2 separate regions of the Homo sapiens genome follow, and region 1 is linked to region 2. The links are chromatin loops, found by intact Hi-C in ENCODE. Cell type or tissue: heart left ventricle. All regions are shown on one strand. Each heading gives the region's core, and the rest is flanking DNA. Links, peaks and the distances in the headings are about the cores only. Region 1 has its middle 12 kb from the start of LINC01832. Region 2 has its middle 8.2 kb from the start of HNMT.

The links. Peaks named below come from ENCODE experiments on the same cell type or tissue, not always from the same donor. Only the 100,000 strongest peaks of a DNase experiment are listed, where the experiment ranks them.
Region 1: it touches region 2 in a loop (2.5-fold over the local background); 55 of 110 quality-filtered maps call a loop at or near these places.

What each region holds. Positions count from the first base shown.
Region 1 is chr2:138,081,989-138,098,495 of GRCh38, forward strand. No RefSeq gene overlaps it. Among named protein-coding and RNA genes, the nearest start is that of LINC01832, 12 kb to the right of the region's middle. In heart left ventricle, for the core only: a CTCF peak has its summit at 8,587; no DNase peak of the experiment used is centred there.
Region 2 is chr2:137,948,746-137,963,711 of GRCh38, forward strand. No RefSeq gene overlaps it. Among named protein-coding and RNA genes, the nearest start is that of HNMT, 8.2 kb to the right of the region's middle. In heart left ventricle, for the core only: no CTCF peak of the experiment used is centred there; no DNase peak of the experiment used is centred there; H3K4me3 peaks cover 762 bases.

The DNA.
Region 1 (16,507 bases), core at 3,675-11,674, 130 kb after region 2:
GATGGTACATACAGTAATTGCATACTTAGTTTTATAAGAAACTGCCTCTTTTCCAGAATGGCTGTGCCATTTCACATCTATACCAGCAATATATGAACAATCTAGTTTCTCTGCATCCTTGTCAGCATGTGGTATCATCACTATTTATTATTTTAGCCATTCTGGTAAGTGGATAATAATATTTCATTGTGGTTTTAATTTGCATTTCCCTAATGACTAATAATGTTGAACCTTTTTTGTGTAGTTATTTGCCATTTGTATAGCTTCTTCAGTGAAATCTCTTCATGTTTCTTACTCATTTTTTAATTGAATTATTTGTTTTTTACTGTTGAGTTTTCATGGTTTTTTATATAGCCTAAAAACTAGTCCTTTGTCATAATGGATTTTGCAATGGTTTTCCTTAGTCTGTAGCTTGTCTTTTTTGTCTCTTCATATGAGTTTTCACAGAGCAAAAGTTAATTTTGGAGATGTTCAATAATTTATCAATTATAATTTATAATTTATAAAAAATAATTATCAATTTTTCCTTTCATGAATTGTGCTTTTTATGTCAAGCTACAAATATTTTAAAGAAGGTTTCATTAGTCAAAAAGCAACTTTAGGAATTGATAAATTATAGTATATTCACACAATGGAATATTACACAGTAATGAGAACAATTAATTTCACAACAGGCAAAAGTATGAATGAGTCTCATAAATAGAATGTTGATCAAAGAAACCAGACACAAAAGAGTACATACTATACAATTCCATTTACATAATGTCTTAAAAGTATCAAATTATGGTGCCAACTTTTAGAAGAGAGATTACCCTTCTGAGGTGAATAATGGGGTGCCAAGTAGCAGGAGAGGGTGTCTGGAATGCTGAGGTTGCTCTATTTTCAATCTGGGTGAAAATTACATGAGTGTAATCAGTTTATGAAAATGCATCAAGCTATACACTAATGATATGTATACTGTATACAGGTTGTATTTCAGTTTAAAAAAATAAAACCACACAGAAAGTATCTTTTATAAGTAAGGGCAGTGCCATCCCCCACAATTAAAGAAGAGTGATATCCCACACATGACAAACCTTCTGAAATTTTGCCTCCATCACTATTTGTTGCAGGAGCATCTCTAGCAAATATAAAATGATTCTACCTAAATATTGTTGAACTGTCCACAAGGCAGTTGGTTTTATTTGGGTTATGCAGTTTTAGCTCTAATTTGTGATGAGATTAAGAGAAACCTTAAGGTCGCCTAGCTGGAAGTCCAATACTCTGCAGACACATGCATTGTTTCTTTTGCAAAGCTCTTTGGCCCTTCAAGAGCTAATTTAAATAATCAATTTTATTGATGTATAATTTACGTGTAATTAAATGCACCCATCCATTTTAAGTATATGGTTCAATGGATTTTGACAAATGTATACAATTGTGTAATCATCACCACCACAATCAAGATACAGAAAATTTTCATTACTCTTCAGAAGCTCCTTGTGTCTCTTGAAGTCAATCCCCCATCCACTTCCCCTCCTGACCTAAGGCAACCATTGATATGCTTTCTGTTGCTATGGATTAGTTTCAATGCAGAACTATAGGTCTAGAATATCATACAAATTAAATCATGCACTGTGTCCTTTTATTTCTGGCTTCTTTCAGTCATTATCTATGTTTTTAATATCCATCCATGTTCTTGCCTTTCTTTTCTTACCACAATTTTTTATGCATTCACTCATTGATAGATGTATGACTTGTTTCTATTTTTTTGTTTTGTTTTATTACTTAAGTAAATCTGTTATGAGCTTATATGTATAAATCTTTATGTGGATACATCAGGATTCTTTGGCAAGAAGAAATAGAAAAGGAATATTCCAGGACCATAAGTTCAGATGCCATAGGGAAGTGGCAGGTAACACAAATAAGTGAAGCAGATTAGGTATAAGATAAAAGGTATGATGAGGACTATAGCAACTTGCCGCAAATCCAGTTTTTAACTCTTAACTTATGGAAATAATGTGAAGAAAGCTGAAGTGATTACACACAACCCCCTCAAAACAAAAAGTACTATAGATCAACTAATTCTTTGGATCAGATAACAAGCAACTCTTTCCAGAACTTTTACATCCCATAGGCTACAGTATCATTAAGAAAGAATAATTAAGAAAATAGGACAGGCAAGATGGCTCACACCTGTAATCTCAACAATGTGGGAGGCTGAGGCAGGAAGATCACTTGAGGAGGCTGAGGCAAGAGGATCACTCGAAACAGGAGTTTGAGACCAGCCTAAGCAACATAGAGAGACCCACCTCTACAAAAAATAAAATAACCAAGAGTGTTGATGCATGCCTATAGTACCACTACTCCAACTACTCTGCAGTCTAAGATGAGAGGATCACTTGAGCCCAGGAATTAGAGGTTGCAGTGAGCCACAATCACATGACTGCAGTCTGGCTTGAGTGACTATGAGCCCTGCCTCAAAAAAAAAAAAAAAAAGAGAGAGAGAGAAAGAAACTTGGTTTTAGGGAGCTTCAGCTTTGAATTCATGATCTACAGCTACTAACTGTGTAAGCATGTTTCTTCACCTTTTTGAACCTTTTTTTCTTAACAAAGGAAGAATAATAATATTATTCACTTCATAGCACACAGGCAAAGCAGCATATCTGGAATTCTAAACATTCTAAAGTTATAGCATAAACTACAATTTTATTGCTCGTCTTCCACATGCCAGGCCTTGAGTGAGGCCTCTTTACTCTCCTCATCTCATTCTATTAAATCCTCACACCATTTGCTACACAAGAAACTGAGGCCAAGAGAGAGTGAAAGCCCTGTAATGAGAGTGGAAATCAAGAAGCACTTGCTCTGGCTGGATTTTTCCAGGCTTCCTCAAAATATATGAGATAACAGCATAACATTTTTTTTCTTCAACTTTTATTTTAAGTTTATGGGTACATGTGCAGGCTGTGCAGGTTTATTACATAGGTAAACGTGTGCCATGGTGGTTTGCTGCGCAGATCATCCCACCATCTATGTATTAAGCCCAGCATGCATTGGCTAATTTTCCTGATGCTCTCCCTTCCTGCAACCCCACTGACAGGTCCCAGTGTGTATTGTTTCCCGCCATGTGTCCATGTGTTCCCACCATTCAGCCACCACTTACAAGTGAGAAGTTCATGTGGTGTTTGGTTTTCTGTCCCTGAGTTAGTTTGCTAAGGATAATGGCTTCCAGCTTCATCCATTTCCCTGCAAAGGATATAAACATGTTCCTTTTATGGCTGCATAGTATTCCATGGTGTATATGTACCACATTTTCTTTATCTAGTCTATCATTGATGGCCATTTAGGTTGATTCTGTATCTTTGCTATTGTGAATAGTGCTGCAATGAACATATGTGTGCATGTATCCTTATAATAGAATGATTTATACTCCTTTGGGTATATACTCAGTAATAGGATTGGTGGGTCAAATGGTATTTCTACCTCTAGGTCTTTGAGGAATTGCCACACTGTCTTCCACAGTGGTTGAACTAATTTACACTCCCACCAACAGTGTAAAAGCATTCCTTTTTCTCTGCAACTTCACCAGCATATGTTGTTTTTTGACTTTTTAATAATAGCCATTCTGACTGGCATGAGATGGTATCTCGTTGTGGTTTTGAGTTGCATTTTTCTAATAATGAGTAATGTTGAGCTTTTTTTCATATGTTTATTGGCCACATAAATGTCTTCTCTGAGAGTGTCTGTTCATGTCTTTGGCCTACTTTTTAATGGGGCAGTGTGTTTTTTTCTTGTAAATTTGTTTAAGTTCCTTGTAGACTCTGGATATTAGATCTTTGTCAGATGTATAGATTGCAAAAATTTTCTCCCATTTTGTAGGCTGTCTGTTCACTCTGATCATAGTTTCTTTTGCCGTGCAGAAGCTTTTTAGTTTAATTAGACCCCATTTCTCAATTTTAAGCATAATAATTTTTATTGACCTTAGACCTTAGACATATCTCTACATTTGCCAAGGACTGGGTACATTTGCTGGTAAGCCCACTTCTTCGCAACCATTTCAGTTTCTGTCACTTGGCTGATACTCCGTAAAAGTTCCTGCAGGCAGAGCTTTTCTGAAAACTTCTCTTCGGCAAACTCTATACTGTCAAAAGTGAATCTCCTTCACTGGACTGTAAGCTATTTCCCCAGGACCTTGTACAGTGCCTGGCACATAGTAGGAAGAAATCATTTAGATGAAGCACAATTTGAACATAGTTCTCCTCACATTGAATTTAGCAACCAGAATCTTTAGATAAAGAAAAGTGTTCACTTCTTAATTTTATTTTGTATATCACTATAATCTTTTTAGTATCTTTAGTAGCTGAAACAACCACTCGGGTGGTTTTAGATGACTTTGTGACCAAATATTTGTAACATCAACTCACTTATTTTTAAAATGATATTACTACCCCTCATTAGATCTCTGTTATTTCTTTGTTTATAAAATGAGGGTGTGGATCAAATGATTTATCAGATCCTTTGCATCTTAAATTCTCTATAATTCAAATAGCACCCACTGGTTCCTCTTATCTCTAATAATTCTGGGGTAACCTGGCACACTTTTCTTATGCAGTTTCCCTTAGAGCAATGGACTAGCAACATCAACAACAACCAGAAACTTGTAAGAAGCACAAATTCTTAGAATTCACTCCATCTCCACAGTCTATTCTAAGGAGTGTTAAGTTTAAGAACTGGCCCCTGCTTCAAGAGATGACATCATTCCTCTCCCTTCAGTCTGAGTCCTTTTTTCAAACATCAACACTGGCTCCAACACTGCAGCAGCTGCCAGCAAACACCTCCCTGTGTTCTTCAGAGAGGAGAGCATCTGGAGAGTTCTTTACATTCTACTTGTCCTGCCTTTATGACCCAACACAATGTCTTTGTCAGCCTCATTAAAGAATTATAAGGTTAATTTTACTTCCCCCCAAATACATAACCTCTTTCCAAAATGGAGTGTCAGTTGATAAGCAAAGGCTGCCTGGCTAAGGAAAAAATGGAGAGAGGGTGTTTGTTGTATGCGTGTGTAGTGAAGGATCAAATCAGAGACTAAAAGTCAAGCAAAGCTACTGTGCAGGCATCACATTCATGAAGAAGCTTAAACTTAGAACTTTGACATAATTTTTAAATCACTTTGTATAAACTCACAGAAGTACACTGTCAAAATTGAAAGATGGCCATCATTTCTCTTGTGTCTCATACTGGATCACACTGCCTGTAGTGTATTGTGAATTATTTAAAAAATTAAAATTTACCTCATAGACAACATAATTGTATTGCAGTGGGTTTTCATAAAGGTGTTTAATCTGTTAGTCTATTAAATTCTTGGGGCCCATTTTTGCAATTATTCACTGTAATTGACCAGGATCCTCAATATATTGACTTGCCCTGTCCACTCTGAGGGGCTCTGGGGAGATACTTAGGATGCTCTATGTGTAAGGGCCCAACATTAGGCCCCAGATGGATACAATTCAACCTATGCTAATAACTTCCCCCATAAAACTAAACTCCATGAAGCATTCAAGGCACTTCCTAATTTTGTGTCTTGTTTAATTCTCTTCAAAAGTCAACAAACATTCCCCAAATTCTCACTGTTGCCAGACCGTGTATTAATGCTGAGGAAACAAAAATGAAAATGACAGACTGTATTCTCAAAATGCTCACAGACTGCCAGGGAAAAAGACTTGACCAATAGGCACAATTTATTATAATAAATACCGTAAGGGTAGTATGTACACAATACAGAAATTCACTTTAATTAGGGAAGAGAAAGCTTGCTGAAAAAGACATGCCCCAAGTAATGGTTCTGGCACATTGCCATTACACTTTGCAGCACAGGGACAGTTCTGGCAGAAGCCAAGGTGTCTGAAATCAGAGCTATTGCAAGGAGCCACAACAAGTAGCTGGGTTTTGCTGCAGGCTAAAGGGAGTGAAGGGGGAGTGGGAGCAGATGAGCCCACCTCTGCCTCATGGGTTTCTTAAATCTCTAAACTGCTCATTCACTCCAACACCTATTCCACATTTGTTGACAGCTTTATGGCCAAGAAAATCCAGGATACTGAACACAGGGACTTGTTAAGCTCCACCCTGCAGGTCTGCCGGGGCACCCAGAAGCTGGCACCCAGGCTACTCAACAGCCTGGAGGCTGACACCAAGCTCCGAGTTCTCCTGCCTGGAAGGTGTAGAAGACCGAAAAATATTAAAAAAAAAAAAAAAAAAAAAGTTCTGCGTTAGTGCAAACAGATCCGTATATCAGCAGAGAGTTATCAAGGTTAATGAGAAAAATTATCTCATCGGAACAACCCCCAGTTGGAGGCACCGGCGCCGAGCTGCAGCCTCTCTAATCTGGGAGAGCTGGGTCTCCCGTGCAAAGCGATCCATCAAAGTCACTTGCTGGCCTTCCCGCCTTCCCCAGGAACATGGCCCCCTTCCTCTGGCTGGGAAGGAAAGCAGGCAGCAGTGAGGGGAAGGGTCCCTGCAGTGGGCAGCAGAGCACAAGGGGACACCAGGTACACAGAGAAGCAGAAAAGGAAACAGGGGCCGTGCCCCAAACCTCCTGGCTGTGAAGAAGCCAAGAACTGAGGATGCCCAAGCAGGTGCCAGAGGAAGGAGAAAAATGTGTGCCTTACACACACACACCCGCACTCTACAGCACACCACACATACACACAACATGGGCATATACTGTACACTCACCCACCCACCTGTGCGCACACACACACACCCGCACTCTACAGCACACCACACATACACACAACATGGGCATATACTGTACACTCACCCACCCACCTGTGCACACACACACACACACACTCTATAGCACACCACACATACACACAACATGGGTATATACTGTACACTCACCCACCTACCTGCGCGCACACACACACACTCTATAGCACACCACCCATATACACAACATGGGTATATACTGTACACCCACACAAAGGTGCACACAGTACACACATATGCACACACAGTCATGCTCTGCGTCCTGCTGTCATTTGTTTTTAATCTCTCGTCCTTTACGGAAAGTAACTCTTTAGCCAGACACATTTTCATAAACACTTGTCCTTATGGTTCCTTTAGCAAGAGCATGGAATCTCCACCTGCTGCCCATCCTGCGGGAAGAGATTTTTTTTGTTTGGTGGTGTTGGTTTAGTTTTGCTTTGTTCTGGGGAAGGCAGGAGGCAATAAACAAGTAGAGGGGAAGTCACAGCTTTTGCAGAACCATCCAACATGCGGCACAGTGTGCCAGACCCGGGGCTGTTCAAGGTTCCCACCTCCCTCATCGCCCACCTAGGTTCGCGTCCTTGCATTACCTCCTTCTGGGAACTGCAAGCCTATCACCGGCAGGGGCCATGCCCCCGACCCCGACCCCGACCCCTTCTAGCCATGCCTCCCAGATTCCAAGCCTCTTCCACTCATTCTCAAGCCCCACCTCCTGGAGGAAGCTTTTAGCCTTCAATGATCTTCCCCCACTGGGGCGTCCTGTATTTAAGTTAGAGTAACTTCACGACTCTCCAGTAAAACACAGTTTAGCCAGTGATTTATATTGACTTAGATTCTCACTAGATTTCAAGCACGTCAGTCTTGACGTGTTGAGCCAGTTTGTAAGCGACTGCAGGGCGTAATCAGCTTTCCAACGCATTCTGGCATGCTCCTTCAATTCCTGGTGGAATGGGGAGGCAGGTTGGGATTCTAATCCTAAAGCACGGCCAATAGATTTTATTATACATACATACATATGTATATATATACATACATACATACATACAGCGGCTTCATTTAAGAAGCTACCTGTTTTTCTAAATATTCTGTTTCCAAGCATTTGCTAAGAACTTTTGAAGATGGTTTAGACTTACAAATTGTTCTGCAAGCACAGAATATAGTTGTCGTAATCTTCAGTGGTGAAGCCATTAGGAATGGGAGACAGAAGAAAAGTCTAGAAGGGATGATCCTTATACCTGAAGCTGAGAGATAAACATTCTCTTCAAAGTTTCTAGGTGACTTGGTAAAATTAAACAACTCCTAGAATTCCTAGGCAAATTAGCTGTCCAGTATGATCAAAGCATAGTGCAATTCATCCATTCTTCAGGTATTTATGGATTGCTTGTTATCTATGTTTTGGACTCTAGGCACTGGACATATAACGCTGAACAAGATAATTATGGGACTTGAACTCTAGAATTGCAAATGCTGATCAACACTATGAAGGGACTGCAGCATTGAGATGACAAGGGGGAGGTAAGTGGGGAATGGGGAAGGTGTGGTGAGAATTGATTTAGACAGAGTGACTGAAGAAGGTGAGGACATTCAAATTAAGACCTAAAGAACAAGAAGCAGGCTGACCTCAGAGAGTAGAGAAAGGCAGTTTGTCAAGTGGAAGAGTTGTTTTATTCAGATCTGTAGCCACTTGTTATTTAGGGCAGCTGCCCAAACAATGAGAATCCTGGGTCATGATTATAACAGCGAACTAGCATTTTTTGTTCATCTACAAAATGCCATCCTTAGAATATCACTCCAGGCAAGCTTATCACAAATGAGGAAATGGAGACTCCTAGAGGTAAAGGGAGGGAGTGTAGATTCAGCCTGAGCCTAAAGGCCTCTAGATGTGTGTTTCTTGCTCCTTGCTAATCATACATAGGTAAGTGAGCATGGCTCAGGGCCACCTAACTCCAGACTCTGAAAAACTGTTCAATGGGTATGTCTTACTGATGCCATGTCTGCAAATCAGATCTTAAACACATCACAACTATTCTACTTGTAAAAATCAGAGATATACATAAAGTAACTTTAGGAGTAGGAAAGGGTCAAAGAATTAAGCAAATAATCCAAGAAGTCCAGAATGGCTGCCTTGGAGCTTACTGCTATGTATCATGTATTAATGTTTACTGGAACCTGTCTTGATAGACAATAGACAGTCATTACTGGTTCTTGTCTTTTCTTCCTTCATTCCACAGACATTTTTTGAGAACATGTTATATGCCAGACACCATGGTAGGAGCTCAGGATACAGATAAATACCATGTTGACATCCTAGAATTTACCAATATTATTTTGTTGAACAGAGGAGACACATAAGAAAGGGTGAGATAGAAGTCACCGAAGGATTCTGTAGGGCATCCAGTGCAGCCTGGGAGGAGGAAGTGTTAGAGAGAGTGTCAGTGAAGGCTCCTTGGAGCAGGTGATGTCTGAGCTGAATCTCTGAAGCATCAGTACGAATTAGTTAGGTGAAAGCTAGAGGTGATGAGGATAGTCCAGAAAGAAATAGCACTGAACATCATGGCAATTGCTAGGTGGCCAATACGACTGCCCCTACAGTGTGGGGCATGAGGATAAACACAACAGCTGCAGTTTCAAACCTAACCAAAGACCAGGCCATGAAAAGCTTTCTGTCCTGCCGTAACAAGTTTGAGCTGTACTGAGGACTAAGGAAAATCACTGCAACTAGATAAGCATTGTTTTTACAGTACTCCCTCTGACAACTGTGTGAAGAATGAATTCGAGGGAGGCCAGGTTAGAGGCAGGATGGGGATGAGGTGCCTGCTGTGTGCCAGGCACTGTCCTAGCTACAGAACTCTCACTATGAACAAGACCAAGATGGAGTGAACCAGGTACTTGGAGAGATAAAGTTTCCCTGACAGATCGCCTTTGATCTGCATGACCAGGAATGGGCTCTCTGTGCTGCCCAGCAATCAGGCTGCATGGCCATTCACTCCTCCACCTTCCAGATATTTATCACCCCTCTTCTTCCCTCAAACTGCCTCTTCCTCCCCAACCTCATACTTAGTGGTTGACCTTGCTTCCTACTTTACTGAGGAAATGGAAGCAACCAGAGGGAACCTCCACAGACCCTCAACACCACATCTACCACTTTCAGAGCCTGCATGTCCTGGACCCCCTACCAGACATCAGCAGTGAGCTTCCTGTGCACCTGCTAAAAGCATCTCTCCACGTGGGCACTAGATGCCATTCCCTCTCGCCTGCTCCAAGCAATTCTCCCTGCCTCTTGCAAGACATTTTTCTTTTCCCATGGATTATTCCCATCAGCATACACATATGCTCTCATTCTTCCCATCCTAAAAATCTTTCTCTTGACTCGTTTTTCCCACCAGCTACTGTCATGTTTTTCTGTTCTCTTTGTTGGACATCTCACAAGAGTTGTCCATACTCACTGCCCCAATTTTTCTTCTCCCATTTATTTTTGTAAACCTACTTTCATCATGCTTTAGGCCCCTCTGTTCCACAGAAGTTATTCATCTAAATCCAACGGACAATTCTTAGTCCTCATGTTAAGTGACCTATTTATTATCAACATAATACAGTTGCATAAATCCTCTTCTTAAATATCTTTGCTTGATCTTGGTTCCAAGGCACATATTTTCTTTAGCTATGTTTGCTTTATCTATCTATGCTTTTCTCTATCTCACTGGTCATTTCTTTTTCTGTTTTTGAGAGAATTTCAGATTTTTTCCACGACTCTCTATGTTAGAAAGCCTTAGGGTACCACTCTTGATTCTCTTCTCTCTCTACAGTTGTAACATCTATATGTCAACACCTCAAATATGTATGTGTATATATATATATACACACACACATATATATATGAATAAAAATCTCACCCATTCCTTCAAATTCCAGCCTCACATATGCAACTGCTTCCTTAATGCCGCCTCCGCTAGAACATCTAATAGAAACCTCAAACTTCACATGTCCAAAACTGAACTCCTGGTCTTACCTTACAAAACCTGCTCTATTGGCAGCCTTGTCCATCTCCAGGGATAGCAACTTCACTGCTTCTAGTTGTTCAGACCAAAACTCTTGGGGACTACCTTAGCTTACCTCTGTCTTATATGTCCCACATTCAATCCTTAAGCAAATCTTATTCTACTGTCATGAGGTAGCTAAACTTCTTCTACTTCTGGCCGCCTTCACTGCTGCTACTTGACCAGAGAGCCATCATCACCTATTTCAAAAACCTCCTGACAGGTCTCTCTGCTTTCATTCTTACTCCCTAAAAATCTGTACTCAGTAATAGAACAATCCTCTTGAAACATGAATATCACTCTTTGCTTAAAAAAAAAATCCTCAGTAACAGCAAAGGTACCTGAAATACCTACCTTGCCTTTCCCTTCACCTTTTAAACCTCAATCTACTTTCTCTCCTTTGCTCACTCTGCTTCTGCCATTCTGGCCTTCTTACTGGTTGGTGGGTCTTCAAACTCTTCAGGTATACTTTCTCCTTAGGTTCTTTCTATTGAGCATTTCTGTTTTTCTTCCAAATTTCTCCTCTCTATATTCCCCCACCTCATATAAGTCTTTGCCCAAATGTCACCTTTTTTTGGAAAGGCCTAGTTTGAGCATCCTATCTTAAATGGTAACCCCTGACCCCACCAACTGTCGTGGTGCTCCTTACCCTGTTCTATTCCATAGCACTTGCCACATTTTAATTTACAATATAATAAGGTATTCGCTTATTATATTTTATGTTTGTTATTGCTCTCTGCCAACGAGTATATAGGCTCCTCAAGAGGAGAGAGTAGAGATCCTCAAGAACACATTTGGTTCCCCTGTGTGTCTCATCTACCTAAAACAGAGTCTGCCTACAACAGCATTTAATGAATATTTGCTGACTGAACGAATTTCAGGTAACAAGTCTTAAGAAGAAACTGAAGAACGTGGGCCAAATACAGGACAGTGTCAATGCAGAAAAGGGACAAGATATAAGAAATTTAAAAAGGTAAAAAAGGTAAAATTAAAATACCTCTTTGAGTGGATTCAGTGACAGAAGACAGGAGTAAAGGGTCATTCCTGGGAAGTGTGTCTGCTTAAGCCTAGATAAGCAGGCAGGTAACACAGTTTAAGGAAGATGTGGGGAAAACAGCTTAGATGAGATCAAGAACTTCTTCTACATCAGTGTTTGGGGTGCAGCAAGGATGGGAGGCTGCAAAGATAATTTGGTAAGTGTTAAGACCAGAGTGGCTAGGAAAAAAAAAAAAAACTTTAAGGAGACCCTTAGGAAGGCATCTGTTTTCTGTGACAAAGGAAGAAATGCATTGAAAGGCAATCATTGGGTGTGAAGCAGAATGCTGAGCAGAGAGAGGTCTTGAGGAAATTAATGTAGGCATGGGGAAAGATAAGATGCTGATGGGAAAGTTCAGGCTTATGTACAGCGTCAGGCGCTCAGCAGAGGATGAAGGTCCTGTATTAGTGATAATTCCTGGGGCGCCTTTCAATGGCAGGCTGGGAGAGAAGCAGAGAAAGCAAATAGCTGAGCTCTTCCAGCATCAGATTTCTGTAAGGAGAGGACTTCAGAAGGCTAAGGGGCAAAAGAGGTGAAAAGGAGTGGGATGTTTGAATGTGGGTCATGATATATTGGTTGAATAGGAAAGAACTGATCCTAAACTTTCTAAATTTATTTTTCCTCTTCTTCTTGTAGTCAGTTAAACTTTAGCATACAAAAAGCAGTTAGCAAAATACAACAAAGGCACAACAGGGAGCCTGGCTTATTTTTTCTGTAGGTATTCAAATTTACCTATCTCAAAATACATAACTAAAAAGCACTTTAGATGTTTTCTTAACACTGAACTGTGAATAGTTATAAAACATCATAAATATTCGTTTACATTGCAATCTGCTCACAGAAAAGAGATGAATTTAGTTGCAATAAAATTAAATCGACCAAGCATTGAAATCTAATGGGAATCTTTTGTTCATTTATGTTGCATTGCTAAGGATTCAGGCTCATATTTATTCTTTAACAATAAATATTTCACTTTTTCTTAAATTTATGATCAGTTGAGTTGCATTTATTATTAGCCTCACATGACTGATAAGACTCTGGACAGTATTGTTTATTTGCCTTTTATTGTTAAACTTTCTATTGTTAATTTTTATAACTTGTACAAAGTGTGGAACAATTTTTGATATTTTTGATTTATATGGGGTGTCAATCTTCTGGAACTGTTTCTGAGTTTCTCATTCCATTAAATATAAGGTAGTATGATAAAGGAAAAACTAGGATTCTAAAAGAGCTTCACAGCAACTATACCTGAACTTTCTTAAAATGTTAGTTAAAACAAAAGTGCTATTGGCAAAAGCTAGTCAGCCTCCCTCCCTATCTAATGAATGGAATAACTCAAGGAACAGATGTATTTTTGTATCACATAGTTATCATATAAATCTGCTTTATATCATGATCTTGCTCTAGTTGATGCTATGGTATTCCTCACCATTCTGTCCACATAAATACTACTTATTTGAGCAACTGGTCAGTTTAAGTTCCACTTCCTCTGATTGCCTTCCAGTAGAATATACACCAATCACATATTATGAGCTATTCTAGACCCCACAGCTCAGAATGATCTGAACTCAGCATTCTTCAATTTCTTCTCACACTATTCTCTCCCTTAGACACCATGATCCAGTCTCACTGGCTTTCTTATTAGCTCTTTTCTGCCTCAGGGCCTTTCTTACATGCTCTCTCCTTTGATAGAAACCCTCCTTCTCAGATCTTCCCATGGCTGCCTTCTCATCATTTAAAACTCTGCTCAAGTGTCACCTCCTCCTGGAAGTCTTCCCTGACTACTCTAATAAAGCTCCTGTTCCTGTCACTCCACAAATGCTGATTCTCTAACAAGCCACTCTGTTTTCTTCTTGGCACTTATCAAGTCTGGAAATTATATTGTTTATTTTTGTATTTGCTTTTGGTCTATCTTCTTTCATCCTTAGTGTTATATTCCAAAAGAAGTAAAACATCTCATTCTTCTTCACCAGAGTATTCGTGTGCCCAGACAAGACCCTACCACATATTAGCTACTCCAAAAATACATTACCTTATATTTAATGGTACAAGGAACTCAGGAACAGTTCCAGAAAATTGACATACCCTGTAATTATTTTATGTAGCTCTTTGTCCATGGCACTAAACTTAAGGAAAAAGTTGGGGGCCAGGATGAGAAAACATCAGCTTTGAATCTATTTCTTTATCAACTCAAGAAGACAAGTAGGTAATGCTTCCATTTCCTACCAAATAAGGATTAAATGAGTGATGAACGAGGAAGTGCCCTGAATATACAAACTGTGATTTAATATGATCATTTGGTGGGTAAACTCTTATTATGCCTTGCTATCTCATGTTGTATCATGTTTTATTTCTATATGAGACTTTATGAGAACTTTTGCATATTATCAAATATTCTTTGCAAACATAATTTAGTGACTACATAAAATCCTTTTAAATGTATGGATGCATAATTTTAAATCTTCCATAATATAATAAATTGATCATTTATCTGATTATTGTTTCAGGATGGGTCTCCAAAAATTAATACATAAAAAGATAAATTCTATGCTACTCTGAATAAAATGACAGACTGGTAACATCTTCCCATTATTGCATGAGAAATTTTTTTCCCTTAGCACTCTTAAGGGTGGGAAATAATTTTCTATAGTTGTTTAATGTGCATTTCTTGGATTATAAATGAAACTGAGCATTTTTATGTATTTATTGAATATTTGTATTTCTTTTTCAAAGAATTGCTTGCTGTGACATTTTAACCATTTTTCTCTTGGGTTTAAGGACTTTTTTCATTTAATCAATTTGCGTGAGCATATTATAGATTGATAGCTTCTATTATTTGTCATGAATGTTTCAAATACTTTCCTAATGCACATTTATCTTTAAATGTTATATATGACACAGAATTTTCCATTTTTAAGCTTATTTATTGATGACTTTTCTGGCTGTGATTCTCTTTGTTGCTGTTATGCTTAGACAGTCCTTCCTAATTTTTAGATCAAATAATTATTGATATTCTTTTTTCCCCCCAGTTCTGATAGGATTTCATTAACTTCTAATTTGCCTGAATGTTTTTCAGTAGGTAAAGGGGAAATTTTACTTGTTCCCCACTCCTATATCTAACTAAAACATTGTATGCTCATGTTTGCTTTCATCCTCCATGTACTAAATATTCCATAGGCAGTGCTGCTTGTTCTATTCTGATTTACTGGTTGAATCTAGCACCAACACCATTCTGTTTAAGATTATTAGATAAATTACTACATGGTTTGTCATCAAAGTGAGATCTCCATTTTTAAGTGAGCTCTTTTTCTTTTTAAAAACTGTATTGGCTATCTCTATATGTTTACTCGTTCAGAGGAAATTTAGACTATTTAAGTTATAACAGGTTAACAATTTTTTATTGAAATTATATGAAACCTACAAGTTTATTTGGTAGAATTTTATACTTTTATAATTTCAGTCTTCGGTTACAAGTCAAGAACCTATGTTTCTCTATTTATTTCAAAAAATAAATAGAGAAAAATGCACACTATTATTATCATCTAGAATCAGATCATTAAATATTTTAATATGTAAAGTATCAAGCAGCAGTCATTCTGTTGATTTAAGGTATGGTATATTGAAAAATCCATTGTAAAAATGCACACAATTATTATCTAATATTGTATCATTAAGTATTTTAGTAGGTAAAGGATCAAAGAATTGATAATGAGTGAGCAAGATCAGACCAATAATAATGCAGGTGTGTTAGAGGACAAGGCCAGTCCTAATATCCCTGTGCTAACCATGGTTCTGAGGTGATGTGGATCTAAAACCAATGCATTAAGCAAATAGTTGTGAGAAATAGAGGCTCGGGCCCCAGTCAAAACCAGAAATATAGTCGTTAGTCACTGAACAGAAGTGTTGAGCAGAAGCATTAGCTGATAAAAAATGAAAGACTCAATACAAGATATTATGGCAATTTCAAAAGAATTCAAGACAGAGAAAGAAGGTAATAAGGTGGCATAGAAGTTAAGCTACCAGTCAAAAAGTTTTTTAAAAAGGAAGTACCATAATGGAAATAACAAAATAGTCCCAGAAAGGAGGACACTACTTGCAGTCCTTGGAATCCTAGCCAAACATCATGAACTATTCTATTCACTAATTCCAGGCTCAAAGATTAGCCTTTGGCTGCCTAAGTCACCCTCTTCCTCTCATCATTCTGAATACAGTGAAAGCAGAGCAGGATGGTGATTAGGGCTATGGTCCTGGATAGTCAGTGAATACTGTGAAGATACTGTGAATCTTGTCCTAAGCACCAAGAGAGAGAAGGGAGTGGCCAAAAAACAAGTTTGAGAGAGTCTGCCTATCACAGATTTCATGCAGCTTACAAATTTGTGAATGGTGTTTGAGTGAAATGAGAGATAGGACAATTTGAAAAATTGGCCTTTGTACCGTATAACATTCTATTAAAACACTTCACATTTAAATTGTGTGTTATAATCACAGAGTGTTTCCAAAACCACAAAACCATGATATCCTAAATCCCCTGCAGAATTCTGAGGGTTAGCCTAGGAAGTAATAATTAATTCCACTTTCTCATTAACAAAAACAAGGCAGTAAGAGGTTTAATGACTTATCCAAAGGAGCAAAGCTAGTGAGGTGAAGAGATCCTGAATCCAGTTTTCTGCACAGTACATCTAATTCC
Region 2 (14,966 bases), core at 3,049-11,048:
CAAAGTAGGTTCCATGAGGCACAGTATATAATTTCCTAATAGAAGGATGCATGTGGTACAGAAGGTGGGAGAAGCAGGGCCATGAAGCAGCAGTTACATTCCTATGATTCTGACTGGTGCTCAGTGACACTATCCATAGGTGATATATATGCATAAAGTGTACATGCAGTTGAGCGGGTAGGGACTAAGGTTAGGCATCTGAGGATCTGGTACAGGGTGAGTGATTCCATCTTGTCTTTGTTCTACCTCTGATACACGTTTATAACCTGTACCTGTCGGTGAAATACTTAACAAACTGCAGTTACGCAGGTAAGAGGTCAAATTTAGTTTATAGGCCTAGGTTTTATTACCCATGTGCCTGACTGCAACCATCGTGGCCACTGTTAAAATTTTCTTTTGATTTTTTTTTTTATGACAAAGCCTATAGGCCCTTGAGGTTTAAAGATTACACATTATAAAATTTCAGCCAGGTACAGTAGCTCATGCCTGTAATCCCAGAGCTGTGGGAGGCTGAGGTGGAAGTATGGTGGGAGGCGACGAGTTCAAGACTAGCCTGGGCAACATTGAGAGACCCCATGTCTAAGAAAATAAAATAAAATAAAATAAAATGTCAGTGTCATATCAGAATTTAACCACAGAGCTGTGGTATAAAACAATGCATCCTCCTGTGACAAGAGCTAGCTGTTTTTACATAGAATAGACTAGCTTAATTCATTCACATCCAGGAAACAAGCTCACCAACTGATTTAAGATTTTATGCTGACTGTAATAGCTATAATAGTTTCATCTTGTATGTACAGAATAATTTATAAAGGCACAAGGTGATACTTATTAGATCATTTGAGCCTCACAGGTGTCATATGAGGTTGACAGAAGAGTGTTACTCATGTTCTATTTTACAGAGAGAAGGATTTAAGTTCAGCAGAAGTAAGGTATTTGTCCAAGATGAGATGACTAAGAAGTGGCATAAATCAGATCTTCACTGGGTCTCCAGGATCCAGGTAACAAATGGAAGCAGGACCAGCTTTGGCTGCTGAGGAGATAGCAGGCAACTGCTAGGACTCTTTACTACTAGATATTCCATGGGAACCTGGAGGACTTGGGGCTGGCAGGTTCTGTCTTGGTATCCAGAGGAAGTCTAGAAAAATTCAAGAAACTTAGTAAAGATAAAATAACTTCTTTCCTGCCACCCACATGTAGTTTCCAAACTTTTTTTTTTTTTTTTGGTGCAGCAGAAATCCTTTTTCATAAGAAAACTAAGTTGATCTGCTCTGGTTGCAGGAGAACCCAGGGAGCTGCTGGCTTGGGTTGACTCTACCCTCTCCACATGGCTCCTGAGAGACCGCAGAATGGAAAGGTTCCAAGAAATACGGTCAGAAAAAAATTGTTTAAAAACACTTGCAGTATTCAGGATCCCTCTTTATAAGCAATAGAAACAGATGCTAGCCCACCTAGGCAGAGAAGGTATTTATTTGAATCCTCTGAGTGGTTTTGCTTCACTCACAGCATCATGGGGAGGCCTGGAGAAGTGGACCTGGTAGCTGCTTGCCGAACAGAAGCCTGAAACAGCACCTGGAATAGGTGTGGTGAGGAAAACTCTGCTTCATGTCTTGTGCTCTACTGGGCCTTGGTGCTTTGAGCCCATCCATATCTCTCCCCCGCGTTACTGAGTAATAGAGGACATGGCAAGCACAGTAGCTAAGAAAAGAGGAAGTAATAGGTGGACAGAGTCACCGGGAGAAAGACAGGAAAAATGAGCAGCCTGAAATATTTCAAGGAATAACTTAAAGAATTGTATTTTTCTGAAGCAATATGGTGACATAGATACATAGTGGCTATTGACTTTGATTCTGAGAATAAATGTTTCCTCTCACAGCCAACATTCCATCATCTATAACTTCTTATCATTCCCCAAGAGCAACAGGCTTTTTTTTTTTTTTTTTTTTTTTTTTTGAGACAGAGCCTTGCTCTGTTGCCCAGTCTGGAGTGCAGTCGAGCGATCTCGGCTCACTGCAACCCCCACCTCCTGGGTTCAAGCAATTCTCCTGCCTCAGCCTCACGAGTAGCTGGGATTACAGGTGTGTGCCATCACACCTGGCTAATTTTTTTATTTTCAGTAGAGATGCGGTTTCACCATATTGGCCAGGCTGGTCTTCAACTCCTGACCACAAGTGATCCACCCGCCTCAGCCTCCCAAAGTGCTGGGATTACAGGCATGAGCCACTGCACCTGGCCTAAAATTTCTTGATGTGTTTATTTTTTAAATGTTTTTAAAATTTCAATAGCTTTTGGGATACAAGTGGGTTTTGGTTACATGGATGATTGTATAGTGGTGAAGTCTGAAATTGCAGTGCATCTGTCACCCGAGTAGTGTACACTGTACCCAATATGTAGTTTTTCAATTTCTCGCCCTCCTCCCACCCTTCCACTTCTGAGTCTCCAATGTCCATTATCCTACTGCATGCCTTTGTGTACCTATAGCTTAGCTCCCACTTATAAGTGAGAACATGTAGTATTTGGTTTTCCATTCCTGAGTTACTTCACTTAGGATAATGACCTCCAGCTCCATTCAAGTTGCTGCAAAAGACATTACTTTGTTCTTTTTTATGGCTGAGTAGTATTCCATGGTGTATATATACCATATTTTCTTTATCCAATCATTGGGAGATAGGCACTTAGGTTGGTTCCATATCTTTGCAATTGTGAATTGTGCTTAATAAACATATGTGTGCAGGTGTGTTTTTGCTATAATGATTTCTTTTCCTTTAAGCAGATACCCAGTAGTGGGATTGCTGGATCAAATGGTAGGCCTACTTTTAGTTCTTTAAGAAATCTCCATACTTTTTTCCATAGAGGTTGTACTAAATTACATTCCCACCAGCAGTGTGTTAGCATTCCTTTTCCACCACATCCACACCAATGTCTGTTGTTTTTTAACTTTTTAAGTTAAAAAACATTCTTGCAGGAGTGAGATGTTATCTCTTGATGCCTTTCTTAATGCCTTCTGCTGCTTGGAAATTCGACCCTGCCACCTACACATTTCTTTCAGAAACTCTTAGCTCAGAGGTTACCCATGGTGAAAAGCATGATTCATACCTCAAGTCAAACTTCCACATCCTAGTCCTGCGACCAGTGGCAATTCACTGTTCTGGGCCATGGTCTCTTCATCTGGAAAATGCGGGCAATGCAGGTTGATGGAGTATTAAAGAAGTTAATTGAAGATGACTATAAACTATAACACAGTTTACAAATATAAGGTATGATTATTATAATATCCTTCTCTTCTTCTCTCTCTTTAGACCCACAGGGTTCTTGCAAAAAATAAAAATAAAAGAGTGAAAGCATGCCCCTCTCCCACCCACACACACTTTCCCTATGATCCTTTTCTATCAGCACATTCTCCTGACTTTTGGAACATTCCTTCTCAGGTCTGAATTCTTTAATCACCATAATTAATCTGAGGCCTTGGTTCTCAAAGTTGGTGTTTTTCTGTTTGTTTTGTTTGTTTGTTTGGTGTGTGTGCAAAGGAAGAGAAGTCAGGAAATCCCAGCAAAATTTAAGGAAGTGGGAAACTGAGGAGAGGTGGGAAGAAGGAATTAGGGAGGTGGAGGGGACAGGTTAAACGTCAAGTCTACTGATAAGCATGTCTAATCTAAAGCGAAACTGACACACTTGTTCAAAGTTTCCAAGTTGACAATGTTCATTTTTTTATTTTTAAAAATTTACATACAGTAAAATCCATTCTTTTTAGTGTACAGTTCTAGGAGTTTTGACAAATGCCACTGAGATGAGAAGTCTTCTCCCAATCGAAAGTCTTTTCTTGATCCAATGTTTCGTGGTCTCAGGGGCTTCAAGAAATGAAGCCATGGACTGCAGCGGCGAGTGTTACAGCTCAATGAGAGAAACACGTGGATCCAAAGAGTGTGCGGCGGCAAGATTTATTAAAGTGAAAGGGAAAGTAAAGCTTCCACGTGGTGGAAGCGGACCTGGAAGGCTTGCCGTTTCTGGCTTGGGTGTCTTATGCTTATATCTCCTTATGATCCCTCCTTTTTTCCTTTTTTAGTCCTGTAGAATTAGCTTATTTTTTATCCACTTGTGGATTGGCGGGCCTGATTAGTTAAAAACATCAGGCTGCAGCTAGAGCTTAAACTCCCTATATGATTGGTTGAAGTTTCAATACCTTAGCTTGCAGCTATGACTCATTTTGGCTTAGGGGCAAGTCCCCTTAGGGAAGTCCCTATTGACCCAGGAAGTCCAGCCAACTTAGCCAATTAGTCCCTCACCACCATTATTTTCAGAATGCAGAATGGTGCTGTCTCTCCATACAAACTCCCTCTTGCTGTTCCTTTGTAGCTCACCCTCCCACAGCCCTTAACCCCTGAAAGTCACTGATCTTCTCTGGTTCTCTCTTGGAATTTAAAAATTTGAAATGAAAATTTTTTACCTGAGCAGCAGATGTGATTTACCTCTTACCTCAGTATTGCCTGTGGTCTGGATTTTTGTCGTATGTACTTATAGTAATAAAGTTTAGAGAAGAGCTGTTGTCTTCAGAGCATTCCTATCATTATTTTGGCAAATGCTCTTCCGTCTGGGTGCTAAAGGAAGGTCCTGAGGGTAGGGAGGATATATTGTGTTTGCAAAAATGAACAAGATCTCATAGAAAGGCCATTTTTAGCACAGAATTGCAACACTGGTCTAAAATTAAAATTGCTTCTCCATGAGAAACAACCTTTATTAAAGTAAGTACAAATTCTTTCAGGAGAATCCCAGATTTGATATAATTTTTAATTAAATTTCTCAAAAGCTGGAGCTCATTTATTCTTCCCTCTGTCTGCCACCTAGCAGCAAGCTGCAACATCCTCTATTCATGGGGATCTTGCTTTGAATTCTAATTTCAAGTTGAGTTTTCATACATAATTTTGGCTCATTCCAAATTTACTGAAATTATTTTCTTGAATATCATCAATATCTACTTTCGGCTCACATTTTCACTATGGAAGTCTCCCTGGATATGGCTATTAAGAAGTTTGAGCTATATCTCCTTTCAATACTGGATTGCAGTTAGTATTTTAAAACAAATTAAACAAAACGAATTCCCCAAACAAATTCAATTCCAATATGCATTAATTTCCTATCCTGACTAGAGATAAAAAGGTGATAAAAATGAAACTTAGAAAAATGATTCTAGCAGCAATATTATGAAAAACATGAGCTTTTCACTGTTTATCTGACTAGTAAAAGACCAAATATGTACTGTGAAAAGTTTTAATCAACTTTGACATTTTGTTCCTGGTCCAAACTGAGGGTCGGGCAGCTATCCCTTGCGCGCCAATAACAAGATGCAGATGAATTGGGGAGAAACAGAGTTTTTATTTCTGTAACCAGTCACAGGGAGAAGGCCTGGATCACCAGACCAACTCAAAATTACAAAGTTTTTCAGAGCTTATATACCTTCTAAGCTATATGTCTACATGTAAGTGTGCATTCATCTAATGTTGTAAGTGAATAACTTCTTTTAATCCGTAACTAAGGCCTAAGTCCTGAAGACCTTCCTCTGGAGCCTCAGTAAATTTACTTCATGTAAATGGGTCCAGGTGCTGGGGTGATTACCCTTATCTTGTCTCCTGCTAAATCATGGAGGTTTGGGGAGTTCCCACAGACCTCCAATAAACTTGTTTGTGGAGGCCTGGGGAGTTGCTTCAGACCCACAGTAAAACTTGTTTAATCCTGAATAGGTTCTGTTAAGAGTTCCTTTGTTATTTTGTCATGTTTTAAGGCCCAGGAAAGGCCTAAGCAAAACTCTTGGTGGGCATTTGTTACATTCCAGCCTTTATATAAGGGTACTGACTTTTAATATTTAACTTAACCACTCAGTCAGTACTGAAACAGTTGTTATGGAGGCCTGCATTAGTGAGACCTGGCCTGTCACAATTTCAACCAGCATTTCATTAGGCACCATAACTAGAAACACAGTATAAAACAGAACATACACTTGTGAGAGGCAAAAATCACTGTACTTTTAAAAATTGTCTTTACTTCCTTTTTTGTTTGTTTTAGTAGTATGGAGTTTTGGAGACAAGATCATCTACAGATCAATTCAGAATTATCAAATAGCAAATTTTCAAAAATTATTGAGTTAATCTCCATAAACCTTCACCATCTTTGACCCAATCTGCATTTCACTGCTGCTAGAACTGGACCAGTGGAAGTATTAATTTGGAGTAGTAGAGCAGAGAGTCTTTAAATACACTTTTGGGAACATTATGCCTCTGTTTTTAACCATGTGTTTATTAACTACAAATTTCAGTTGATGGCACAAAATGTGTGCCAAATTGATAACTCTGGAATGTATTTTACCAGAGATCATCTCTGAGCTACTTGAGCTGACTGACACCCCATGTATAATGTCTGATTATACAACATCCTGGGAGCTACTTCTTCTATAGGCATTGACTATATTTAAAAACAACTGCTTTGGGAGGCCGACGCAGGAGGATTGCTTGAGGCCAGGAGTTCAAGACCAGACTGGGCAACAGAGTGAGACTTCCCAATGCTACAAAAAAAAAAAAAAAAAAAACTTAAAGTAGCCAGGCATGGTGTCTTATGCCTGTAGTCCTAGATACTTGGGAGGCTTAGGCAAGGGGATTGCTTGAGCCCAGGAGTTCAAGGCTGCAGTGTGTGGTGATTGTGCCACTGTACTCCAGCCTGGGTGACTGAGTGAGACCCTGTCTTTAAAGACAACAACAACAACAACAACAACTCTTAGAGTCCTATGTAGGAAATAATAAAATAAACATTGAATTCATATGCATTTTGTTTTTAATTAGCCATATTTATAAACAGACTTTAATTATTTTCTACTGCCTGAGAACATATGGGTAATTACTTTGATCCCCTTATGTTTTCCAAATTGTTAGTGCATCACAATGGTATAATCTATGCTTAGAAATGCAAAGTAGCTTTGAATTTGTATTAGGGAAGGAGGAGCACCAAAGAGTCAGAGAATGAGACACATCGAGTGCCAAATGTCTTACAAATGGCATCCTAATTCAAGCCTGAAATATGAGCCGTGTCTCTGATTAACAGGTGTAAACTCAAGTAGTCTTAGAATTTTAGAACTGGAAATGAATGATGGCATCTAGTTCTCTACATCTGAAGAAATTCAAGGCAACTGAATTAAGTGCTTGCTCAAAGTCACACAGGGAGTTAGTAAGCAGTGTAACATGGAGAGAAGCAGGAGCGGGAGTCGCCCATTAGTCCATCTTCTGACCCCCAGCGAGCACAGGAGGAGAAAGGGACAGACAGCTCTGAAATTCTCAGATCTGAAAAGGAATCCCATCATCATGGGACTCCTAATGACCTCCCATTATCAGGTGCCCGCTGATGAGTTTCCCAAAACCCTGATACATTCCCAAGAAATAGTTTTCAGCCAAATACCCTCATCAAACAAAGTCAGTCTTCTTTAAGAGTTCATGAGTACTAGCTCTCATTGACCTGTAGCTATCACAATAGACACCTTTTGTTTTCACTATTTTATCTGGCATTCAGTGAGTACTTAATACATTCTAGGTATTTTGCTTTATGCTTTTTTTTCTTTTTCTTTTTCCACTCACAACAAATTAATTTACTATAGTAGGCACTTGTTCTGGTTATTGACTGTTTGATGCTAGATACATTTCTGGTCCTTCCCATCCTCTACTAGGTACTTCAAAAAGTTGAATCCTACAAGTTATATCACCCATACTTCCTTGCCAACTGGTTTTCAGCTAGTTTTAGTAAAGTGGGAAAATTGGTAGAGATGAGGGGTCAGGAAGAGGAGACACTGGGTACTTTTGCCCATGTCCTGATGTTTCAGGCAGCATCCTCAAGAGCGCTTGTTCTACCTCCCACTATGCAGCTTGAGCTCCAGAACTTTGGTAACACCTGCTCCTACAGGTGGTACAGGTGGCAAGGGCATCCTGCCTTGAGGACTTGCTCACCTTCCTTGTTTGCTTTTCAGTTCTTCCAACACCTTTATCATGAGCTACCCATATTAAAAATTATCTCTGGAATCCTGGACAGAGATTTTGCCACTTGTATTGAAACCTGACTAATACAGCATTATTGTGTTCATCCCATAAATGAAGGAACTGAAAGTTAAAGATGTCAACCTCACACCAGAGAGTTTATTATATGCCAGGCACTAGGCTGAAAACCTGATACACATTATTTCTTTTAATCCTCACAAATTTTTATGAGGTAGGAATTATTATCTCTATTTCACAGGTGAGAAAATAAGGCTCAGCCAAATCATATTACAAGGCATCTCAGACAGGAGAATGTTCTAGCCCAGGAGAATGTTCTAGTCCTGGGATTTGATAGACTATATTTTTTGGTATATTGAGCAATTTTTTGGTATATTGAGCACATACTTCTTCACCAGATGCCAGAGAAGTTTGCTTACCACAACCCCTCTGTTTATAAAATTCCTTTTACATGAAGCTTTTCCCTTCACCAGATCCCCACCTCCACACTGGTGCTACCCCTTACGGTAGTCACTGAAGATTGCATCATCTGTAACATGGACAGTAAGACAAAAGCTCATTTCATGAATTGTATTATTGGATTTTGGTTTGATTTTTTGTTTTGATAGCTGTCCAGTTCTTGCTAATTTTCCAGGTTCTAAATACTTACTGACCTTTACCTTTGAGAGGAGATCTAGTACTTTCAAGGTGACAAAATTTTTTTTGATTATTAAAAGGAAAGTTAGTTCACAGACTCTTTCTTTTTTGTTGTGCCTTATTCTTTGTTCACATCCTTAAATATTTCAAAATAGCTTTATATCGCTAGAATTTCACTGATTACTCTTTATGTCTTTTAACAGGATTTGTCTGTCCATCTGCTCTCTTCCTTCTCAATTAATTATCCTCCAAGTATTTTGTCTCTATCACAAGATGGTTTGGTTTGTCCCTGATTGGGTATTTTGGGCCTTTCCTTTCTTAAGTTAATTAAAACAAAACTATTATAAACTCCACATTAATAAAGCATAATTGAAACAACTAAGTCATTAATAGTAACAAGATACATGGCATTATTACCAGCTGTGTGACCTTAAGCAACTCACATTGGTAAATTTGCCTAATAACACGATGTCAAGGGGCTGCTTACCCAGAGACTATCTTTAGGTTATCATTTATGATTTATTGACAATCTTTAGATACAGTGGCTCTACTAGCTATGAATATATATACAACTACTTTTAGTTTCACAAGCCCACAAAAATTTATCTTTTTAAAAGATGGAAGGCATTTAACTAGAACTTCAAGAAAACTTAAAGATCATCTCACCTCTCATCTTTCCACATTTTTTTATATATGGAAAAAAAAGTTTAGAGCAGATTTACCTAGTAAGAGGCTAGGCTTGTATAGCATTCCATTTTCTTGCTTCTTATTTCCATATTTATGAGAAACTTATCTAAGTCTCCTGTAGAATGTAAGATTCCTGATGCCTATTATATTTGGCTGAAATTACCAGTCTAATCAAGCTCTAAAATTTTATGTGCTATAATTCCAATCCTTCCTTTGAGACCACACTTGGGTCAATCTTCCTGATAACTTTCAAATAAGCTAGCAGATCAAGTAAATCAACCAATTTGTATAAAATACGTCTTCCTCCATTCTTGTCAAGTGAAAAGAAAATGTGATTCTTTGACCTATTTGACTAAGATATTTTAACAATATTGCTGTTAACATATACCTATGTAGTATGCTACTTAGATGATGGGACATAAGAATAAGAAGCTAGACCAATGAGCATGGTGTTCAGAAGACTAAAGACCAGGATGAATAGAAATATCTGAACAATGCTGTGTAGAAGAAAATGGGTCCTGAAGACTTTGCTACTGTTTTTTCTTCTCTTTTGTTCATTTGTTTATTTTTTGGTATACCACATACAGAAGAAGAAAAATGAAAAAGGGAAAGCCTTTGTTTTTTGACCTAGCACAGATGGTGTTCTATTAAAAGGTGATAGAAAGAACACAGAATTATTCCACTTTCTCTTTGCTTCTATCTTTCTCTTTGCTCCTATATTTTGCTCCAAAACAATCTTCATATTGGAAAGACACAGAGTGGTGAGAGGTAATATGGCATAATTTTTTAAATGAGCCTTGGAATCAAACATTAATTTGGACCGAGGCTCTTCTCTTAGGAGTTATGTGGTCTTAAACTATTTATCTGCTCTGAGTCTCACTTGATGGTGTCAATAGTTCCATCCCCCAGAGTGTTAGAAGTATATAAGGTGCTTTGACACAGTAACAGCTTAATAATTGATATATAATAGGGGATGGATGCCCAAAATAGGTAAGAAAATAAATAAGAATTTTAAATTAGGCAATAATTTAAGGTCTAAAAAAATTACATTTCAATGTGCTGAAAGAACTTATAAAAGTAATACTGATGTCACTGCTGGTAACTTTTGAAAAGTCATGGCAAATGATAGATGTGGTAGATTGTTGCTTCAATTTTCCAAAAAAAAGGGAAAAAAAGATTTTCAAGATTCAGTAATTCCAACCAGCCAGCTAGAAGGAAATTCCAGATGCAGTATGGATTATGAAACAGATATTCTATATGCAATTTTAAAAGGAAGTTGTGATTGCTGAAACCAGCACTTAATCAAACACAAAACATGCTGAAAGCAACAAGATTTCCTCTTTTTTTTTTCTTTTGAGGGGCTGCAAGACTAATCAGAGAAATGTCATCGCCATGATATATTTGCATCTGAAGAGGACATGTGACAAAGGTTTTATGAATCTTTAATATACTAATGTGCATTATGAATATCCAGAGGAAGCTACTGAATTCAGCACTTTTTAAATTATTTGACCATGGAACCCATTTTTTGCAGAGTAAAATCTGAAAGAAGTTGGGTTGGGCATAACTTTGGGAAACACTAGTATATGCCTGGAAAATAAATCTCCACTTTTTATGTAGCTTTGGGGATATTGTGTTTATTTTCAAACATCATCTTTTAAAGGAACCCAGACAAACTAGAATCTTTCCAAAGGAGGGGCCAGAGTAATGAATTATATAATGCTATATTGTAGAATAAATAGTTAGGAACTATAAAAGAGACACCTGGGGAGTAAGGTTGTCCTGACAGTTGATTTCAAGTTTCTTAATGGTTGTTATATGGAGAAAGAACTGGATTACTTCTGTTTAGTTTAAGCAACCAGAAATAGGAGTAGTATCTAAGAATTATAGGGCAGCAGGTTTTGGCTGAATAAAAAATTGTTGTGAGAGTGCTAGTCCTGGGGTTTGACAGACTATAATTCAACAGCAGTCCTGCAGTTTTTGGCTAGGCAGCTTAATCTCTCAGAAACTTGGTTTTCTCATTTGTAATAGGGGGAAGCTGATGGAGGTACCACAAAGAGTAAATCCTACATTAAATTTGAAAAGATCTGTACAATTCCTGGCACATAGTAAGTGCTCAATAAATGGAATTCTGGTGTTATTGGTAACATATAGAGCTACTCAATAATGAAAAGGATGGAGGACATCTGATAGCAGAGAACAACTCAATAGTGTAAATGTTCAAGCATATTCTTAATTATTTAAAAAAGAACTGAAAGTCTACTTCAGGCAACACATCACGGGAAGTAGCTGTGACTCAGTTCCTGTCTTTATGAGCTAAGTCACATGGGGACAAGCAGGGGAGTTAAGGCAAATATATTAAACAACAATAACACAAGGATGAATGCTTGCAAGAATCTCAGAAATTACGAGCGTGAGTGCTGATTATTTTGAGGGAAATATGGAAGGCTATATGAAAGTGGTAGCATATGAAGAATAGAAAATTTTTCAATGGATGCGGTAAGAAAGGAAGCAGCATGTTACAGAAGGGACTATTATGAGGAGATGCTGTAGGCAAAAAAGCACAGGAATGTATCCAGAGAAGCAGCACAGTTTGAAGGGGATATAAATGCAAACTAGAGGTAAATGAGACACAATTCTGGATAATTATTGGGGGGGCTACAGAATGGATCTTGTACTTGACGTGGGGGTCAGTGGGGAGACTAAATATTATGAGAGAAAGAAAAGAGTGTCTTTATCCAAACTTACTTAAAAAAAAACATGAAGTTGACAGTGGCAATAAAATTGGTTAGGATCTGTGTGATTCCTAAAGCAGGAAAGCCAATAAAAAAAAAAACCACACACACTATAGTATAACTGGCCAGCCAAATGCAGAAGGTTGAAACCGCATCCCTTCTTTACACCATATATAAAAATTAACTCAAGATGGATTAAAGACTTAAATATAAAACCCAAAACTATAGAAACTCTGGAAGACAACCTAGGCAATACCATGCAGGACATACACATGGACAAAGATTTCATGACGAAGACACCAAAAGTAATTGCAACAAAAGCAAAAGTTGACAAATGAGATCTAATTACACTAAGGATCTTCTCCACAGCAAAAGAAACTATGAACAGAATAAATAACCTACAGAATGGGAGAAAATTTTTGCAAACTATGCACCTGACAAAGATCTAGTATCCATTATCTATAAGGAACTTAAACAAATTTACAAGAATAAAAAAAAGACATGAAAAAGTGGACAGAGGACATGAATAGACACTTTTCAAAAGAAGACATACATGCAGCCAACAATCATATAAAAAAAAGCTCAACATCACTGATCATTAGAGAAATGCAAATAAAAACTACAATGAGATACCATCTCACACCAGTCACAGTGGCTATTATGAAAAAGTAAAAAAATAACAGGTGCTGGCAAGGTTGTGGAGAAAAGGAAACACTTATACCCTGTTGGTCAGAGTGTAAATTAGTTCAACCATTGTGGAAGACAGTGTGGCGATTCCTCAAAGACCAAAAGACAGAAATCCCATTCAACCCAGCAATCCCATTACTGGGTACATACCCAAAGGAATATAAATTGTTCTGTTATAAAGACACATGCATGTAAATGTTTATTGCAGCACTATATGCAATAACAAAGACATGTAATCAACCTAAATGCTCATCAGTGATAGTCTGGACAAAGAAAATGTGACATATGTATATCATGGAATACTATGCAGCCATAAAAAATATGGGATCATGTCTTTTGTGGGGACAAGGATGGAACTGGAGGCCATTATCCTTAGCAAACTAATGCAGGAACAGAAAACCAAATACTGCATATTATCACTTATAAGTGGGAGCTAAATAATGAGAAAATATGGAAACATTAGATGGGAACAACACACACTGGGGCCTATTGAAGGTGGAGTGTGGGAAGAGGGAGAGAATCAGGAAAAATAACTAATGGGTACTAGGCTTAATACCTGGGTGGTGACATAATCTGTAAAACAAGCCCCAATAAAACATGTTTACCTATGTAACAAATCTGTGCATGTACTCTTGAACTTAATTTTTTTTTAAAAAAAAGCACAATAAGTGAAAAATAAAGAGAATCTCAAGTAAGGTGGAAACAGTGGAGACGGAAAGGAAGTCCTCACTGGGATCCACATGAAGAACTGGCTCTGTTGGAGAATATTTGACAGCAGGCAAGGGAGGTGATGGTCTCAGAAGACCAAGTTTCAGTTAAGGGAGGCCTTAACAGCAGCTTTCCAAGAGAAAGTCATGTCAGGAGTATTCCTCAGCAGAATAGCAAACAGAGACTCTTACTAAACTTTTATTCAATAGATGAATACATTATTGGCCATTTTTGGTTTTGGTTAAAGTGAAACAAAAACAGATAGATGTTACACATGAATGAATGAATGATTTGGGTTGAGCTCTAAAGAGAAAAATGGAAGATGGTAATAGAAGCAAAAGTTTGTCAGAGCCCATCTGAGGAAAGGGAAGGCTGGTTGGATAGAGATGTGAGTAAAGAACCAGCAAAGACCTTATCTAAGGATGAGTGAAGGGCACAGGAGCTAAATCAGGGCTTGGCCAAATAAGGCCTGTGGCCAAACCCAACCCTACCAACCTGATTTGTGCAGCCCATGAGCTACCAATAACTTTTATGTTTTTATATGGTTAAAGTAAATTCAAAGAAGGATAATATTTCATGACATGTGAAAATGATATGAAACTCAAATTTCAATGTCCGTGAATAAAGTGACGACTGTTTTTGTCATTTTATATATATATATTTTTTTTGCAGAGGGACTGGCTTGCACTTTTTAAACATTAGTTATATTATTCTCAGTACAACCCTATAAGATAAAATTCATTCCCATTTTACTGATGAGCAAACTGCAGCTTATGTTTCAGCCAAAGTCAGACAGTTCATTAAGGGCAGAGTCATCCATGGCAATCTGCCTGTCCAGATATTACACTTTCCCCCGGGGTAAAAGCACTGGCTCTAAGAATAGTGAGAACAAAACATACTTATAAAAGGGAGTTGGGGGCTGGGAATGGTGGCTCACGCCTGTAATCCCAGCACTTTGGGAGGCCGAGGCGGGTGGATCACTTGAGATCAGGAGTTCGAGATCAGCCTGGCCAACATGGTGAAACCCTGTCTCTACTAAAAGTACAAAAATTAGCCAGGCGTGGTGGCGGGTGCCTGTAATCCCAGTTATTCGGGAGGCTAAGACAGGAGAATCACTTGAGTCCAGGAAGCGGAGGTTGCAGTGAGTGGAGATCGCACCATTGCACTCCAGGCTGGGCGACAGAGCGATACTCTGTCTCAAAAAAAAAAAGAGAGTTGGGAAGTGTTTTGAATGCTTAGAGGGCAGCTTGGGAACTCAATTAGAAGAAGGGACGGTTTAAGCAGACATATTTCTAAGAGACTTATATGAGTTAACTCATTTGATCCTCAGCACTCCTCCATGAGTTGGATGCTATTATTAACAACCCAATATTAGATAAAGGATGACCTTCTTAAAGACCTCTTCCCAGGAAAAAGACTGTGTGTGGGTACTCTGAAGCTTTGGCTCTTCTGGTGGGGACACCACTGGGTTTCCAAAGGCTCATCCAGC